Regions from separate parts of the Mus musculus genome. Here region 2 is linked to region 1. A link is a loop called in an ENCODE intact Hi-C map of the cell type or tissue named here. Cell type or tissue: heart. All regions are shown on one strand.

What was found. Peaks named below come from ENCODE experiments on the same cell type or tissue, not always from the same donor. Only the 100,000 strongest peaks of a DNase experiment are listed, where the experiment ranks them.
Region 2: it touches region 1 in a loop (2.2-fold over the local background); 1 of 42 quality-filtered maps calls a loop at or near these places.

The regions. Positions count from the first base shown.
Region 1 is chr8:70,310,847-70,318,846 of GRCm38, forward strand. It overlaps Cope (coatomer protein complex, subunit epsilon), which reads left to right. Exons shown (of 10, transcript NM_021538.2): 8 at 782-850; 9 at 1,860-1,934; 10 at 2,013-2,156. The coding sequence ends at 2,060. It overlaps Gdf1 (growth differentiation factor 1), which reads left to right and starts at 4,929. Exons shown (of 8, transcript NM_001163282.2): 1 at 4,929-5,262; 2 at 7,345-7,504. It overlaps Cers1 (ceramide synthase 1), which reads left to right and starts at 4,929. Exons shown (of 8, transcript NM_138647.3): 1 at 4,929-5,262; 2 at 7,345-7,504. The coding sequence starts at 5,014. In heart, no CTCF peak of the experiment used is centred here; DNase peaks (open chromatin) are centred at 2,758, 4,939, 5,876, 6,485 and 1 weaker place; H3K4me3 peaks cover 2,583 bases; H3K27ac peaks cover 1,338 bases; H3K27me3 peaks cover 1,725 bases.
Region 2 is chr8:70,175,009-70,183,008 of GRCm38, forward strand. Tmem161a (transmembrane protein 161A) reads left to right here. Exons shown (of 12, transcript NM_145597.4): 3 at 1,837-1,917; 4 at 2,233-2,330; 5 at 2,444-2,600; 6 at 3,859-4,010; 7 at 5,531-5,591; 8 at 5,698-5,841; 9 at 5,928-6,041; 10 at 6,141-6,315; 11 at 6,422-6,518; 12 at 6,875-8,000. The coding sequence ends at 7,131. Among named protein-coding and RNA genes, the nearest start is that of Tmem161a, 6.6 kb to the left of the region's middle. In heart, a CTCF peak has its summit at 4,255 (motif pointing right); no DNase peak of the experiment used is centred here.

The sequences.
Region 1 (8,000 bases):
AGGCAATCAAAAACAAATTGAATGAGGGCCTTGGGCTGAGGCATGACCTGGTGTCTTTAGGAGAACACAGGTGCTGCCCATGTGCTGCTGCCTCATGTGTGCAAGGCTCTGATATGTCTTGAGGAAGGACTGGGGGAAAGGCCTGTCACACTGCACTTAGGAATTTACGACAGGAATATTATGAGTTTGCAGCCCAAAACCAAGAATGTCATGTATAGAGTGAGCTCTCCACAAGGGAAGTCTGCAGTTACTGCTGGGCTACCACAAGGCTCTTCACCAGCCTGAATACTGGCTGTGCCAGACCCAGGTCCATCACTAGGACAATGTCCATGCCCAGCAGGTGGTCAGCAGAAGCTGTTGTGGTCTCAGTTTTTAAACACAGGGGCACTATTGTGGGACTTGGCACAAGTAGTTTCCCATCTGATTGTTCCCAACCCTCACCTAAAGCTGACCTGCCATCTCTGCCTCCATGGAGAGGCTGCTGACGTAACTTTTGGGGCGGGGTGAGGGGAGTAACTTCACAGCCAACAGGTTAATGTAGAGCATGGGAACTCGGTGCCCCCCCCAAAGCTAGGAGGACAGACCTGGGCCAGGCTGAGCAGGAGGCACAAGGCCCTGGACCCTTTGCCTTGCAGAGTGCATGGTGAAAATCTGGGACTGCCTGGTGCCACCTACCTTCTCTGTGGTAGCTTAGGCTGGCTCTTTCTGGACTCAGTCAGATGTTGGTAGGTGGGTTCAGCACCTGGGTTTTGCTGACTGCCTGTTCTCCATATTTTTCCAGGACAGCGGCCACCCTGAGACCCTCATCAATCTCATTGTACTGTCACAGCACCTGGGCAAGCCCCCTGAGGTAGGCTGTAGTGTGGCTCAGGCCTCAGCCCCTTCAGGATAGTGGTGAGGACAGAAACAGGACAGGCAGAGATCAGTGGAGGCCTAGGATGAAGAGGAAGGTGGTGCAGCTTCTGCATAGGTAGCCAGGAAACAACTTGCTGCACTGTCCTAGCCGAGGACAGACATCGTCCTCAGTGCTGTGTAGACACAGCTGGGCTGGAGCTTCCTTGCTTTTAGATCCTAGAACAGACTCTCACCCTGAAGGTCAAATGAGCTTTTTATAGATCTGCATATCAGATATTTACATTATAATAGACAACAGTAACAAAATTACACATAGGTAGCAAAATTAAGTAGCAAAGAAAATGTTATGGCTGGGAGTCAGCATAGCATGAGGAACTGTATTAAAGGGTCCCAGCAGTAGGAAGGTTGAAAATTACCGTCCTAGAATCTAGGACATGGGGCTGGAGAGACGACTCAGGGGTTAAGAGCACAGACTGCCCTTCCAGAGGTCCTGAGTTCAATTCCCAGCAACCACATGGTGGCTCACAACCATCTGTAATGAGATCCAATGCCCTCTTATGGTGTGTCTAAAGAGAGAGACAGTGAGCCGGGCGTGGTGGCGCACACCTTTAATCCCAGCACTTGGGAGGCAGAGGCAGGCAGATTTCTGAGTTTGAGGCCAGCCTGGTCTACAGAGTGAGTTCCAGGACAGCCAGGGCTACACAGAGAAACGCTGCCTCGAAAAACCAAAAGAGAGAAACAGACAGACAGTGTAATCACATACATTAAATAAATAAATCTTTAAAAAAAAAGGATCTAGGACATGTCAGTTCCTAAAGCTTCATCCTGTCACCCTGTTCTGGCCACTCCCCCCTGCAGTGGAACCTGCTGCCCAGGTTCCGTAATCTCTGGGGTGGGGGTGGGGGTGGGGGTGGGTCCCTCCCTTGCTCCCACCCTATCCTGCAGGGTAGAGTGGCTTTTGGATCCTTATATCTGGCCAACTAATTCCAACCCACTCTCTTCAGGTGACAAACCGATACTTGTCACAGCTGAAGGATGCACACAGGGCCCACCCCTTCATCAAGGAGTACCAGGCCAAGGTGAGCAGGGCAGTTGTTCCTATGGATGGGAGGGAGGAAGCGGTGCTGTCTCATGCTATGTCTCTTCTCCCACTGTAGGAGAACGATTTCGATCGCCTGGCAATGCAGTATGCGCCCAGTGCTTAAAGTGGAGATGCCCTGGTGACCCCAACTGTGTGCCGCGGGATGCTGTCCTCCCTTTGTGTCTGCCAATAAAGTCTATCCATTATCGCTCTGCCTGATACCCACCAGGCGCTCACTCTGACAGGAGAGGGACTGGGAGGAGAGAGTCCCAGTCTCCCACCTCACTGTACACCACCAGTCCTGCACTCTAAGCTTCAGGGTACCCCTCCATGGTTCTCTAGCCTCCTCTACAAGCACCCCCCAGGTTGCCTCAATCAGCATCCAGGGAAACTGAGGTACAGACCCATCAAGGCAGCCATCAATGAAGGATGTTGCCACTCAAATCTTGGACCCTAGGGCTTATTGTCTGGGCTGCCACCTTGCACAGCATGGTGGGTATAGGGCCACTGGCAGGATAGACCCATGCTGGGCCCTGCCTACCAGGCTTAGCTATAGTGAGAAGCCCCAAACAGGTCCCACTGGACAGGGAGCAGGAGGTCTAGTTAGCCCCCATGCTGTCTCTTGAGGCTTGTGACCTTACCTTAGCTACTGGGATAGCCATCTGACACCAACTCAGATGCCACTGCAGTGCAGTGCACTGACACTTGGCCATGTGACAGGAGGGGACGGGGCACCAGTATCTGCCTAGCATGAGCTCTATTAGGAAGTCCTGGTCCTTGGCCTACACCACACATCACCCCACACCTCATTGGCAGGCATCCCAACTCCACTGCCAAGAAGAAACTCAGGCTGATCAGGCTTCTTCACTTACAGATGGGCACTGTGTTTGCCAGATGGCCCCAGGATTTGCCAGGAGGGACTGGGAAGGGCCCCAGCCCCTAGCCTGTCACCTAACAACTCAGGAGCAAGTATAAGAACCCCTCTCACCCACGGGGGTTTCCAGTCAGGAACCCTTGAGTAGTGGGCCACACCTATCGAAGGAAGCCGTGGGAGGGTTGGGTTCACTGCTATCCTCAGCTGCATCATGAGACCCTGTGACATGCTCAGTAGTGGACCTTTCCCAGAAGCATGATAGTCCAAGTTTGGGTCCCCAGTACCTACGTAGAAGCCAAGGGCACAGGTGGCTCATGTCTGTCCCTAGGGTTGGGGGCTGCGTCTGGGAGGCAGGAAGCTCGCTAGGGCTCATTGGCCACATGGTCTAGCTGGACCAGTGAGCCCTAGGTTAGTGAGAGATCCTGCCTCAAAAACTAAATACAGGCCGGGCAGTGGTGGCACACACCTTTAATCCCAGCACTTGGGAGGCAGAGGCAGGTGATTTCTGATTTCGAGCGCAGCCTGGTCTACAAAGTGAGTTCCAGGACAGCCAGGGCTATACAGAGAAACCCTGTCTCAAAAAACAAAATAAAAACTAAACACAGGGTCTGGAGAGGTGTGACAGCTCGCAGTTCCGAGTGTTGGCTGCTCTCGCCAAGCAAGGCCTCAGGTTCAGCTCTCAGTGTGTAACTCTAGTTCCAGGGGGTCTGATGCCCTCCTTGCCTCTGGGCACCAAGCAGAGAAAATGCACCAAATGGCTACATCTTTTTTAAATGGTGTAGGTGAGAGGGCTAGAGAGCTAGGCCAGTGGTTAAAAACCACTCTTTGTTTTGTTTTTCAAGACAGGGTTTCTCTGCAGCCCTGGCTGTCCTAGATGGAACTCACTCTGTAGACTAGGCTGATCTTGAACTCAGAAATCCGCCTGCCTCTGCCTCCCAAGTGCTAGGATTAAAGGCCTGTGCCACTAGGCCTGGCCTAAAAACCACTCTTGCAGAGGACTGATGTTCTGACCCCAGCAGCAATGTCCACCCAGCCAACAGCAGCCTGTTGCTCCATCTCCATGGGGTCTACCTTCCAGTCCCATGGGCACTTATACTCATGTGGCATATGTGCACACAGACACAGATATATCAAAAGTCTTATTAAAATGCAGTTTTCTAATAAGTATATGTATATGAGTCCTCTGACGTCATGCACACCAGAAGAGGGCATTTGATCCCATTACAGATGGTTGTGAGCCAAGATTTAAACTCAGGACCTTTGGAAGAGCAAACAGTGCTCTTAACCACTGAGCCATCCAAGGTTTTAAATACTGATGGAGGAAGACTCTGGGCATCTATCTCTGGCCTCCGTACTTGTACCCTTGGCGTGCATGAGTGCACATAGTTCATGCGTGCACATACAGGAGGCTGGAGACCTAGTATGCACAGAGCCTGCGTTCCACTGCCAGCAATAAATAAACCACGTATGGCAGCGCAAAGCTGCCTTCCAAGCACTCAGAAGGCAGAAAAGAGAATCAGGAGTTCGAAATCATCCTCAGCTACACAGCAAGTACTCAGTTGGAAGATCAGCACAAGAGGCTATATGGCTGGAGGAGTTAGTAAGGATCAGGCTAATCTTTATGGCTTTGGCTCAGTGGTGATGGGACAATGGGAGGCTGATCTTTGGACAGTCCTCAGCCCACTACCATTTGTCAGCTCCACCCTCACAGTCTACCAGTGAATTTCTATGGGTCTAGGCTAGGACACTCACAGGCTCCAAAGCTGGCTGTACCCACAGAACCAGGCGCCCTGCATTCAGACCAGTGGGCAAAGGGCGAGTACCAACAACCCAAGCATGGGCTGAATCCTTTTTTTTTTTTTTTTTAATTGTCTCATTGCTTTTATTTGTGTGAATGGGCGCCCAAGTGGAGGTCAGAGGATAATTTGTGTCAGTCTGTCCTCACCTTCACCCGCTGAGCCATCTTGACCGCAGAAGGCAGTCGCAGACTTGAGTAGAGGACCACTTAGTCTCAAAGCAGCACCAAGAGGAGGGCAGGAGGGGTGGTGCTCTGCATAACGGGGGCGGGGCCCGAGAGACCACGCCCCATTCTTGCTCTGGGGGGGCCCGCGCGCCCCCTGCCTGGCTGCGGCGCGTGACGCGAGGGCGCGCGGCGACTCGGACCGGTGCAGGCAACAGCGGAGACAGCGGAGAATTGGATAGCATGGCTGCTGCCGCGGCGACCCCCAGGCTCGAGGCGCCAGAGCCCATGCCGAGTTATGCGCAGATGTTGCAACGAAGCTGGGCCTCGGCGCTGGCGGCGGCTCAGGGCTGCGGGGACTGCGGCTGGGGACTGGCGCGCCGCGGCCTGGCGGAGCACGCGCACCTGGCTGCACCCGAGCTGCTGCTGGCCGTGCTCTGCGCTCTGGGGTGGACAGCGTTGCGCTGGGCAGCCACCACACACATCTTTCGGGTCAGTGAGACCTAGGAGGGTGGGGGACTGAGAACTGCAAAAGGAGAATGAGTGGGGCCTCACCTCACGTATTCCTATGTCCATGGTGGCCGCTGGAAAGTGGGGGGCTCGGGTTTGGAGATGCCCAGGATGTTGGGGCCTCAGGCTATCGCGAGACCCTTTGCGCGGGTTGGATGCCGGGGGGGGGGCTGAATTGAGGTGACGCTGTGATGGATTTGGTGTCCAATATAGTGTGGGGTGTTCTGGGTCCAGGGAAACCAGATCCACACCCTGTCCTGGGTCATTTCGATAGAATCTAGGGCGATCAGCTCGGTACAGCCTCTAGGCTGTTGCAGACCGGAGGACCGACCTGGGGCCCTTCCTGGGGATCGACTTGGGGATCCTGGACGGGAGGCCTCGAGATATACAGAGGTCACCTGTGCCCTGCGTCACGGGGAGCTGCTGAGCCTACACCCAGTCTGTGCAGTCGAGGCTCCGCCCCTGTCTGGGGTCCACATCACCCCTGAGCCAGTGATTGCACAGGCCTGCATGTCATGGGCCAAGCAAGCAGAGGGGCTCAACCTTGGAAATGACCCTGTCTATGTCAAGGCTGGATTCTGCCGCCCCCATGGGGTGATGGTCAAAATGTTCTCTTTCTGGCAACTAAGAAGGCCACCAACCAGGTCTGAAGGATGACCCTGTAGTGATTGCACTGATGACATTAGTACCTGAGCCTGTTCTTCATCCCCCTCCTGGGGTTAGGGGGTCTCTGTGGCATTTAGGCCAGTACCATGGTGGATACTCCCCCAGGGGACTAGCTGGGGACATCCCACCCCCCTGTAACTGAAAGTGGCAGGGGGGTGCGGGGACAGAGAGCATTGTGCCAACAAAGGGGCCTTTCTCTGCTGGCGGGAAGAGGCTGTTCCTTGTTAGGTCAAGACAGGGTGTTGTCCAGCTCCAGGGCCCACCCTGCCTGGTATCACCCACTGGAGGGAGCAACTTCAGCCCCCAGCTGCTGTGGGGAGGTCCAGGCTAGAGTGAGAAGGGCCAAGGCACCGTGCAGTCATGGTCCCCATCTGCCTTGGCCCTGACACTCTCTCGGTGTCCATCTAGGAAGCTGGAGGCCTTGACGAGGCCTGATGCCACCTCAGTTCCACCCTCACCCTTCCTAAGAACTGGGTGGAGGGGCGTCCCACTCTCCAAGCTCAACTTGGCAGCAGCCTGGTTGCTAAGGGTTACAGGAGCTGGGCTCTGGCTGTCTCCATGACAACCGCTGAGTGCTCAGTGCTCCTCTGGCCCCCTCAGCCTTGAGAGGAAGGGGGCTGGGTTTGGCGTTCAGCTCCGGAGCTCCACCCCCAGGGTGCTGGAGCCTTCCCTGACACTAGTCCGCCTATTCCAACAGTCTTTTGTAGTTTTTGAGACAGTCTCACACTCTGAAGCCCAGGTTGGTGAAACTCATGGCAATCCTCCTGCCTCAACTTCCCAAGTATTGGGATGATAGACATGTACCTTCTAATTCAGGGCACACTATCCAGTGGCGTCTTTGTGTCCCCAGAGTCAGGTTGTCTCACCATCACATGATTCCCTTTCACTTTTTCCCCCCCTTCTCCCTCTACACCACCCCGTTTCTCTTAGCAGACTCTGGCCGGCTTCCCCTCCCAGGCATCCTCCTAGACTCAATTTCCCTTCCTGTCTTCCTCTCAGGGCAGGGGAGCACTGGTGTTTTCAAGTTTTCTGTTCCCCAAAGTATTTCCCATCAACAGTCAAGTCATCCCCCCTTTTTCTCTCCCTGACACACCCCCATTCCCTTCCAGAACCTGAGCCCCCCAGATTCCCTGGGCTCCATTGCCTAAAGCCTGAGTGTGTCACCCCACCCTGCCCTCTCCCCTTCCCTCTCCTTTCTCCAGGCCACACAGGACAGCTGGGTGCTAAGTTTAGCCCTTCATGGGCTAACACATGGGCTCTGGTTACCCCAGATGATATGGGCACAGAGGCCCAGCCTTCTCAATGCCACCGAGCCTGCTGAGTCCCTGGGTCTCACTTTGTCCCCTGGAGGAGCCTCGAGCTCCCCAGTGATAACCATTACCTACCATGTTCCCACAGCCCCTGGCCAAGCGGTGTCGTCTGCAGCCTAGAGATGCTGCCAGGTTACCTGAGAGCGCCTGGAAGCTTCTGTTCTACTTGGCCTGTTGGAGCTACTGCGCTTACCTGCTCCTGGGCACCAGTTATCCTTTCTTCCATGACCCGCCCTCTGTCTTCTATGGTAAGAACCCCGTGGGACCAGTGCAAAGGATTCTATGGAGGCTGTCGAGCCCAGCCTGACAAGTGGAAAGTGAGAAATGACTCTTGAGAAGTTGTTTTCTGATCTGCACATGTGCACCGTGTCATGCACATACGTGTGCACCATGTCATGCACATTCGTGTGCACCATGTCATGCACATACATGTGCACATACGTATGTACATACATTCTCCACCCCCTCAGGCGTGGGCCTAATGAGATATCTCAATGGAAGTCTTGATATCAGGAGATCTCCAAGACAAGGATGGCTATGGACCCCTGGAAGTGGAGTGGTCAGAAGAGGGTTCCTAGCAGAGGTAGTGCTGCAAGGGCATGTGCAAAGGCCCTGGGGTGTCATAGGATGGTTCCAATGAAGACCCAAATTTTGGCTGGAGTTTGAGCTTCAGAGATGGATAAGTATGAAGGTTTGTAGATATTAAAATGTGAAAAGTGGGAAGGGCTCCTTGCTAGGGACCAT
Region 2 (8,000 bases), 140 kb before region 1:
GTAGACCAGGCTGGCCTCGAACTCAGAAATCCGCCTGTCTCTGTCTCCCAAGTACTGGGATTAAAGGTGTGTGCCGCCACCGCCCGTCCCATCTACACTTTTTAAACTTTGATTTATTCTTCCTGTTGTGTGTGTAATGTTTAGGTGCCTGTCTGGCACTTGTGTGGAGTCAGGTTGTAAGGTTAGTTTTCACTTTCCACCTTTAGTAGGTTGTCTTAGTCAGGGTTTCTTTCTTTCTTTCTTTTTTTTTTTAAAGAAGTTTGTTTGTTTGTTTGTTTGTTTTAAAGATTTATTTATTTATTATATGTAAGTACACTGTAGCTGTCTTCAGACACTCCAGAAGAGGGAGTCAGATCTCATTATGGATGGTTGTGAGCCACCATGTGGTTGCTGGGATTTGAACTCCGGACCTTCGGAAGAGCAGTCAGTGCTCTTACCCACTGAGCCATCTCACCAGCCCTTAGTCAGGGTTTCTATTCCTGCACAAACATCATGACTAAGAAGCAGTTGGGGAGGAAAGGGTTTATTCAGCTTACACTTCCACATTGCTGTTCATCACCAAGGAAGTCAGGACTGGAACTCAAGCAGGTCAGGAAGCAGGAGCTGATGCAGAGGCCACGGAGGGATGTTCCTTACTGGCTTGCTTCCCCTGGCTTGCTCAGCCTGCTCTCTTATAGAACCCAAGACTACCAGCCCAGAGATGGCACCAAACTAGCCAGTACAGTAGGCCTCAGACATCGAACTCCGGCCACAGGTTTTTAGGCACGGTCTTGGAACTCACTTTGTAAACCAGGCTCGCCTGAATTCACAGAGCTCCATCCATCTGCCTCGGCCTTCTGAGAGCAGGTATCTAAAGTATGCCCCACTATTGATGTTTTGTAATGTGGCGGCCTGGTGTGCAGGAGAGGGTGCCTTAGCGGGCCCATGAGGTACCAGCTATACCACCAGTTAGTATAAAATGAGGCACGGGAAAGGCGTAAGAAGGGATTGGAGGCAGAGAAAGAATGGGACAGAGAAGGAAAAAGAGAGAAGAGAGAAAGAAGGGAAGAGGAGAATGTGGGGAGGGGGACAGAGAGGGAGTGGGGGAGACACACACACACACACACACACACACACACACACACACACACACACACACACATGCCTATACCTGGCTGTTGGCTGTTGGGCAGAGCCTAGAAGAAATGCCAACAACTATGCCTGATGTCTTGGTTCTTTTTTGTTTTTTGTTTTTAATTTATATGAATACACTGTAGCTATCTGTCTCTGACACACCAGAAGAGGGCATCAGATGTGAGCTACCATGTGGCTGCTGGGAATTAAACTCAGGACCTCAGCCATCTCTCCAGCCCCATCCTTTGGTGTCTTTAAAGTACACCTTGGATCTGTCTTGACAACAGAGCTCACCCCCAACTCCCCTCCTCCTGGCCTTTTGTAATCCAGCTTTCTCCTATTTTTCCTGTTTTGGTGTCTGGCCCCTTCTGAGAATACTGTTGAGTGGTTTCTCTTCAGAAAAATGGCTGGGGCACCAGAGAGTCAGACCATAGGTTGTCCTTGATTCTCGAGGTCCCTGTGGCTTGATCAGTTCCCTTCATCCCATGTTCCCAGAATTATGCTAGCTCTGGGTACACCCATGTACCCTGGCTCATCTTTCTATAGGGCTGCTCCCACCTCAGCTCTAACCCCCCAGCGCTGGCCCTGCCCCCTCCCCTCCAGCTCTGCCCCCTGCCCTAACTCTGCCAATGTCCAGTGATCTATTTTCAAAACCAGATTCAGGTTCTTTGCATCATACCCCTAGGCCAATCTTTCCTGACCTCTGCCCCACTCAACCCCCAGTCTGTTCCGGTACATACACCCGTCAGAGGAGGAACTTCGGGCGCTGTCAGGGAAACTGAGGCCCCGGGTCAGGAAGGAGCGGTAAGTGGTCCCCACTTTGACTCCATGGGGCCCCGGCAGGGCTATGCCCTCCTGTCCAGGGAAAGGCCTTATCTTGCCCAAGGGCTCCTGGCTGGGGAACACGGCCTACCCTCGCCCTCACAGCACTGCTGGGCATGGTGGCAGCAGTTGGCATCTTGTTGTACTCCTGGCCATTTGCTTGGGGCCGGCCCTGTGTCTAGTTTGCCCTCACACCTGATGTAGCTAAAGCTCTTTCCCAAGCCATCACCGCCCAAGCTTTCTAGGAGGTCCAGAGATGGTTGTCGACCTCAGCTCTCACTTTCCCTGTGTGCTCAGGTGGGCAAATGGTCTTCATGACGAGAAGCCATTGTCAGTGCCTCGAGATGCCCATTTCCAGCTGCAGACCTGTCCCCTCACTGCTGTGGATGCCCTAGGTAACACCCAGCCCAGTCCCCAGTCCCCTCCCCAGCTGCTGGGGTCATTCTGCCCAGGGGGAACTCTGAGTGGAAAGAGCCTGGAGTAGGTGCTGAGGCTCCTGTCCCTGCAGTCCTGCGCTTCTTTCTGGAATACCAGTGGTTCGTCGACTTCGCAGTGTACTCCGTTGGTGTGTACCTCTTCACAGAGGCCTACTATTTTGTGCTGGGCCCAGTCCAGGAGACCAACATCGCTGTGTTCTGGTGCCTGCTCACTCTGGCCTTCTCTCTGTATCCTTCTCTGGCACTTAGCATGTGGGTGAGTGGGACTCAGGCTCCAGCTTCCCTGTCCCTCTAACTTGCTGTCTATGGGATCACCCACTGTGCCATAAACCTGTCCCAGAGTCAGAGGATGCAGGCCATCCTGATTTTGAACTCCTGGCTCACCCTCCAGCTCTCGGTGACAGGTGCTCATCACTACACTGCTACTGTACACACAGTCTGGTTTTCTTGTACTGGAAAACCAGGAACAGTTTCCTGGGATTTGGTTCATCTTTTTTTTTTTTTTTTTTTTTTTTTTTGGTTTGTTTTTTCTTTTTTTGAGTTTTCGAGAGAGGGTTTCTCTCTGCAGTCCTGGCTGTCCTGGAACTCACTCTGTAGACCAGGCTGGCCTCGAACTCAGAAATCCGCCTGCCTCTGCCTCCCGAGTGCTGGGATTAAAGGCGTGCACCACCACTGCCCGGCGGTTTGTTTTTTCAAGACAGGCTTTCTCTGTGTCGCTGTCCTGGAACTCACTCTGTAGACCAGGCTGACCCTAAACTCAGACATCCTCCTGCCTCTGCCTGCTGGGGTTAGAGTTGCACACCACCACATCTTTTTGCCCAAACCTTCTGGTATATACATTGCATCAAAAAGCATGTCACAAGGCTAGCTTGGCGTTTGGAAAGCAGAGGCCCAGGTATGGTGGGGACCCTAATCTGAGAAAGCACAGACCCTTTAGGGGATCATCTGGCCGCCAAGTGTTCTGAGTATTAGTCTGGGGAAACATCTCATAGTTGAACCTTAACCAGGGACTGCATCTTAGTAGAGTTTTGAGGTTAACTGATGGAGGCACTGTGTGTCTTTGGCTCTTAAATAGTAAAGCCACACACAGAGCTCTGTGCAAGTGAACTTGGCTGAGAAATGGTGGTGTGCCTGAGCATGCAGGAGGAGGCCCCTGGATTTACACACAAGAGGTTGGGGTTCTACCTCAAGCACTGTCCCCTAAGGGGGAAAGAAAACCTGTCTCCCAACTTTTCCATAGCTTTCAAATGTCACATCTACTTGGGCTTTTCACTGCCCCTCCTTCCCTAAGTGCTGCTGCCATAGTGATTTCTGATTGGCCAGAGGTCATTAGGCCACCTCCAACCAAACACTAGTACCCCCAGATCCACATCCCAGGTTTAAACTGCAGGCACTCAAGGCCAGTTCGTGCAGGGTTGTCTGTGCCCTGGAGAGGGGGTCTGAAGAGGGCCCAGCCTGTCCTTGGCTTTCTTAACCTCATCCCTAGGAAGGTGTTCCTCATGGTGACCCGGCTGTACTTCAGTACCAAGGAGGGCGGTGAGCGCTCCGTATGTCTCTCCTTTGCCTTCCTCTTCCTCCTCTTGGCCATGCTGGTACAGGTGGTGCGGGAGGAGACCCTGGAGCTGGGCCTGGAGCCGGGTAGGTATGCTTCTCTGTTGAGTCCCAGGTCACTTTCTGTTTCTTTTTCTTTCTCTTTTTTTCCCACTCACTCTGTGGCTCTGGCTGGTCTCAGACTCACAGAGATCCTCATACTCCTGCCTCCCAAGTACTGGGGCTAAGATTTATCTGTTATTACTGTTTTCAAAGATTTGATTTTATTCTATATGTATGGTGTTCTGCCATCATGTGTGTCTGTGTACCTGGATTGTACAGTATCTATAAAGGCCAGAAGAGGGCACTGGAGTTGCAGTGGCTTATGAGCCATAGTGTGGGTGGGAATGTGGGCCCCATGAAAGAGCAGCAAGGGCTCCTTACCTCTGAGCCTTCTCAGTAGCCTGTGTTTTTGTTTGTTTGTTGTTTTTAAGATTTAGTTTTTTGGGCTCGCGAGATGGCTCAGCTGGTAAGAGCACTGACTGCTCTTCCGAAGGTCCCGAGTTCAAATCCCAGCAAACACATGGTGGCTCACAACCACCTGTAATGAGATCTGACACCCTCTTCTGGTGTGCCTGAAGACAGCTACAGTGTACTTACATATAATAAATAAATCTTGAAAAAAAAAAGACTTAGTTATTTTATGAATGTGAGTGCTATATCTTCATGCATACCAGACGAGGACACTGGATCCTGCAGATGGTTGTGAGCCACCGTGTAGGTGGGTTCTAGGAACTGGACTCAAAACCTCTGGAAAAGCAACTAGTGTTCTTAATCGTTGAGCTATCTCTCAAGCACCCCTGTATTTTTTCAAGATTTATTTAAAATGTTTAGTGTGTGTGTGTGTGTGTGTGTGTGTACATGAGTGCAAGTGCTATTGGAGACTAAAAGAGAGTATTGGGGGGCTGGTGAGATGGCTCAGTGGGTTAGAGCACCCGACTGCTCTTCCGAAGGTCCAGAGTTCAAATCCCAGCAACCACATGGTGGCTCACAACCATCCATAACGAGATCTGACTCCCTCTTCTGGAGTGTCTGAAGACAGCTACAATGTACTTACATATAATAAATAAATTAATTAATTAAAAGAGAGAGAGAATTGGATACCCCAGAGCTAGAGTTACATATAGTTGTGAACAACCCTACACAGGGATTGGGAACCAAACTCAGGTCCTCTGGAAGAGCGTCCAGGGCCTTCTCTGAGCTGTCTCCTCAGCCCTAGGCTCTGTTTCTTGAACAATCCTGCAGAGTCTAGTCCTAGCAGGGCTCTGTGTGCTTCAGAGACAGGCACCTGCGCAGCACATGTGGAAGCCCTGGGTTGTATCCCAGCACAGGAGAATACAGGTACCATTAGAACAGGTTGTCTGGCCTGGGGCTTGGGCCAGTGTGACAGCCTCTGCAAGCATGAGGACTTCAGTTTGCACTCATGTAAAAAGTAGAAATTGCCTGCCCGTGCCTGTAAACCCTGGCACTGGGGAGGCAGAGACAGGTGGATCTGCAAGCGGGAAGGCCAGTCGGCCTAGCTTTGGAAACCATAGCAATGGACGCCACTTGATCCTCTCCTTTCCCAGGCCTAGCCAGCATGACCCAGCACCTGGAGCCTATTCTGAAGAAGCAGGATTGGGACTGGACGTAAGTCCTGGGGACTGGACCTTGGGGGTGGGTGCAGGTAGGGGGAATATCTAAAGGCTAAATTCTGACCAGTTGTGGGTTTCCTGAGACCATCTCTTCTCTCCAGACTCCCTGTGATCAAGTTGGCCATCCGCCTTGGGCTGGCGGTGCTAGGCTCCCTGCTGGGCGCCTTCCTCATTTTCCCTGGCCTGAGGCTGGCCCAGACCCACCAGGACGCGCTGACCCTGTCTGCGGACCGACCACTGCTACAGTTAGGCGGGTCTCCCAGGGTAGGATTGGAGTTGGGCTAGAGGCTGGGGGTGAGGAGCCTGATCCCACTGAGATGCTTGTCCCCAGGCTGCTCCTACACACCAGCTTCCTGTCACCCCTGTGCACCTTGTGGCTCTGGACAAAGCCTGTCGCCCGGGACTTCCTGTACCAGGCACCCACAAGGAACATGACTTTCTCTGTGTGCGTTTTGGGGGCACTGAGGGGCCTGGGGTGCCTGAGGCCATGGCCTGGGAAAGGAGGGCTCACCCAGACTTCCTGCCTGCTTCACTCTTGTTGCAGACCGTCAGAAGGGGCTTTCGACTCTCTGCGCCTCTGGGTGTTGGTGGCGCTGTGCCTGTTGCGCCTGGCAGTAACCCGGCCACACCTGCAGGCCTACCTGTGCCTGGCCAAGGCTCGAGTGGAGCAGCTGCGCAAGGAGGCTGGCCGCATTGAGGCCCGTGAAATCCAGCAGCGGGTATGCACCCTGGGTGGGATGGTCCCGGTGCTGAGGGGGCCTAGTCGCAGGGTCTCTGCCCTGGGAAGACCACCCCTTCTACAACCCCCACTGTCTCCCCCGTTAGGTGGTCCGGGTCTACTGCTACGTGACTGTGGTGAGCCTGCAGTACCTGACCCCGCTCATCCTCACTCTGCACTGCACACTGCTGCTCAAGACCCTGGGTGAGGGGCTGGTGGGAAAGAGCATGGGGCCAGGGGGTGGGGACAGATTTGATAAGGGTAGGATCTTCAGATAAAAGTGGAGGTGGGGGGTTTTCTGTTCGAGGGCAAAGTTGGCAAGTAGAGGTGGGGACATGGCCGGGTAAGGGTGGGGCTAGCAGATAAAAGTGAGGGCAGGGTTTGGGAAAAGCTACAGTTAAGACCCATAGGCAGGGAGGTTGGAGGCAGGGCCAACAGACAGGGGAGGATGGAGGCCCCCTAAGGCCTGCGGGGTGTAACCTAGGTGTGGGCGGGGTGTGAGAGCCTCTAGATTCCCACCATTATGTCTCCACCTATAATTCTCTTCTTCACTCCTGCAGGAGGCTACTCTTGGGCCCTGAGCTCTACTCCTCCCCCACTGGCCCCATCCCAGCCCTCAGAGGCTTTGATCCCTGTAGACCCTGCAGGAGATGAGGCCCAGCAGACTGCAGCCCAGGTTGCAGGGATCCTGGGTGGCCTGCTCACGCCCCTCTTCCTCAGAGGCATGCTGGCTTACATCATCTGGTGGACAGCTGCCTGCCAGCTGCTCTCCAGCCTCTTCGGCCTCTATTTCCACCAGCACCTGGCAGCCTCTTAGCAGGAAGGCACTAGGCTCTAGTGTCTGATTCCTGCCCACCAGGATTGGGACTGTTCCCTGTGTGTGTGCCTTGGTGCCCCTAGATGACATAAGGGTTGGTGTGGGGACTCCCTACCATCTCTCTCACTTCAGTGCCTAGATCATAAACCCCTTGAAGCAATCTCCCCTGGGCCATGATCCCCAAGTGTGTGTGTGTGGAGGGGGCACGTTTTACAGAAATATCCCAGAGACTGGGGGATGAGCAGGGGAGACCTGGATAGTGAGAGGGGCCTGGGAGAGAGTGGAAACCTCAAGATCAGAGGTGGCTAGGAGAGCTAGGGGTGGGACTCTGGCCCAGCATCCATATAGCCCCGGCATCTGTCAGTATCCCCAGGAGGGAGAGACAGTAGTCTCCATGCCTGTCTCCCCAGCACACTTGGGGAAGCTGAGGTAAGAGGGTTAGCCTAGACTAGTAACAAGACTATGTAAAACAAGAAGAAAAAGGGGGCCGGGGGAAGCTTGAAAGGGAAGAGAGGGAAGAGGTTGTCACCATCCTCCAAAGCTGTGAGGATGACTGCTGTGTTTTGAGGTCTTGGTGACTAAGGGTCACCTCCAACTCCAAAGTTATTTTTTTGCTATGACTTAGTGTGTTTACGTGTGTATTTATGAGATATGTGTGACCTTCCTACATATGTAAAATGTGTATTGAGAATAAAAAAGGAGGGCTTCTGCAATGCTGCCTTACCATGGTGCCAGTGTGGTCTGGCCCAGTCATGTTCAAGAGCCAGTGCTCAGTCAGAGCCTTGAGCCTCTGGGTCTCTGTCCAAGAGGACTTAGGAGTGTGACTGCCTATGTGCTGTGAACACAGGTGCTGTGAACACAGGTGCTGT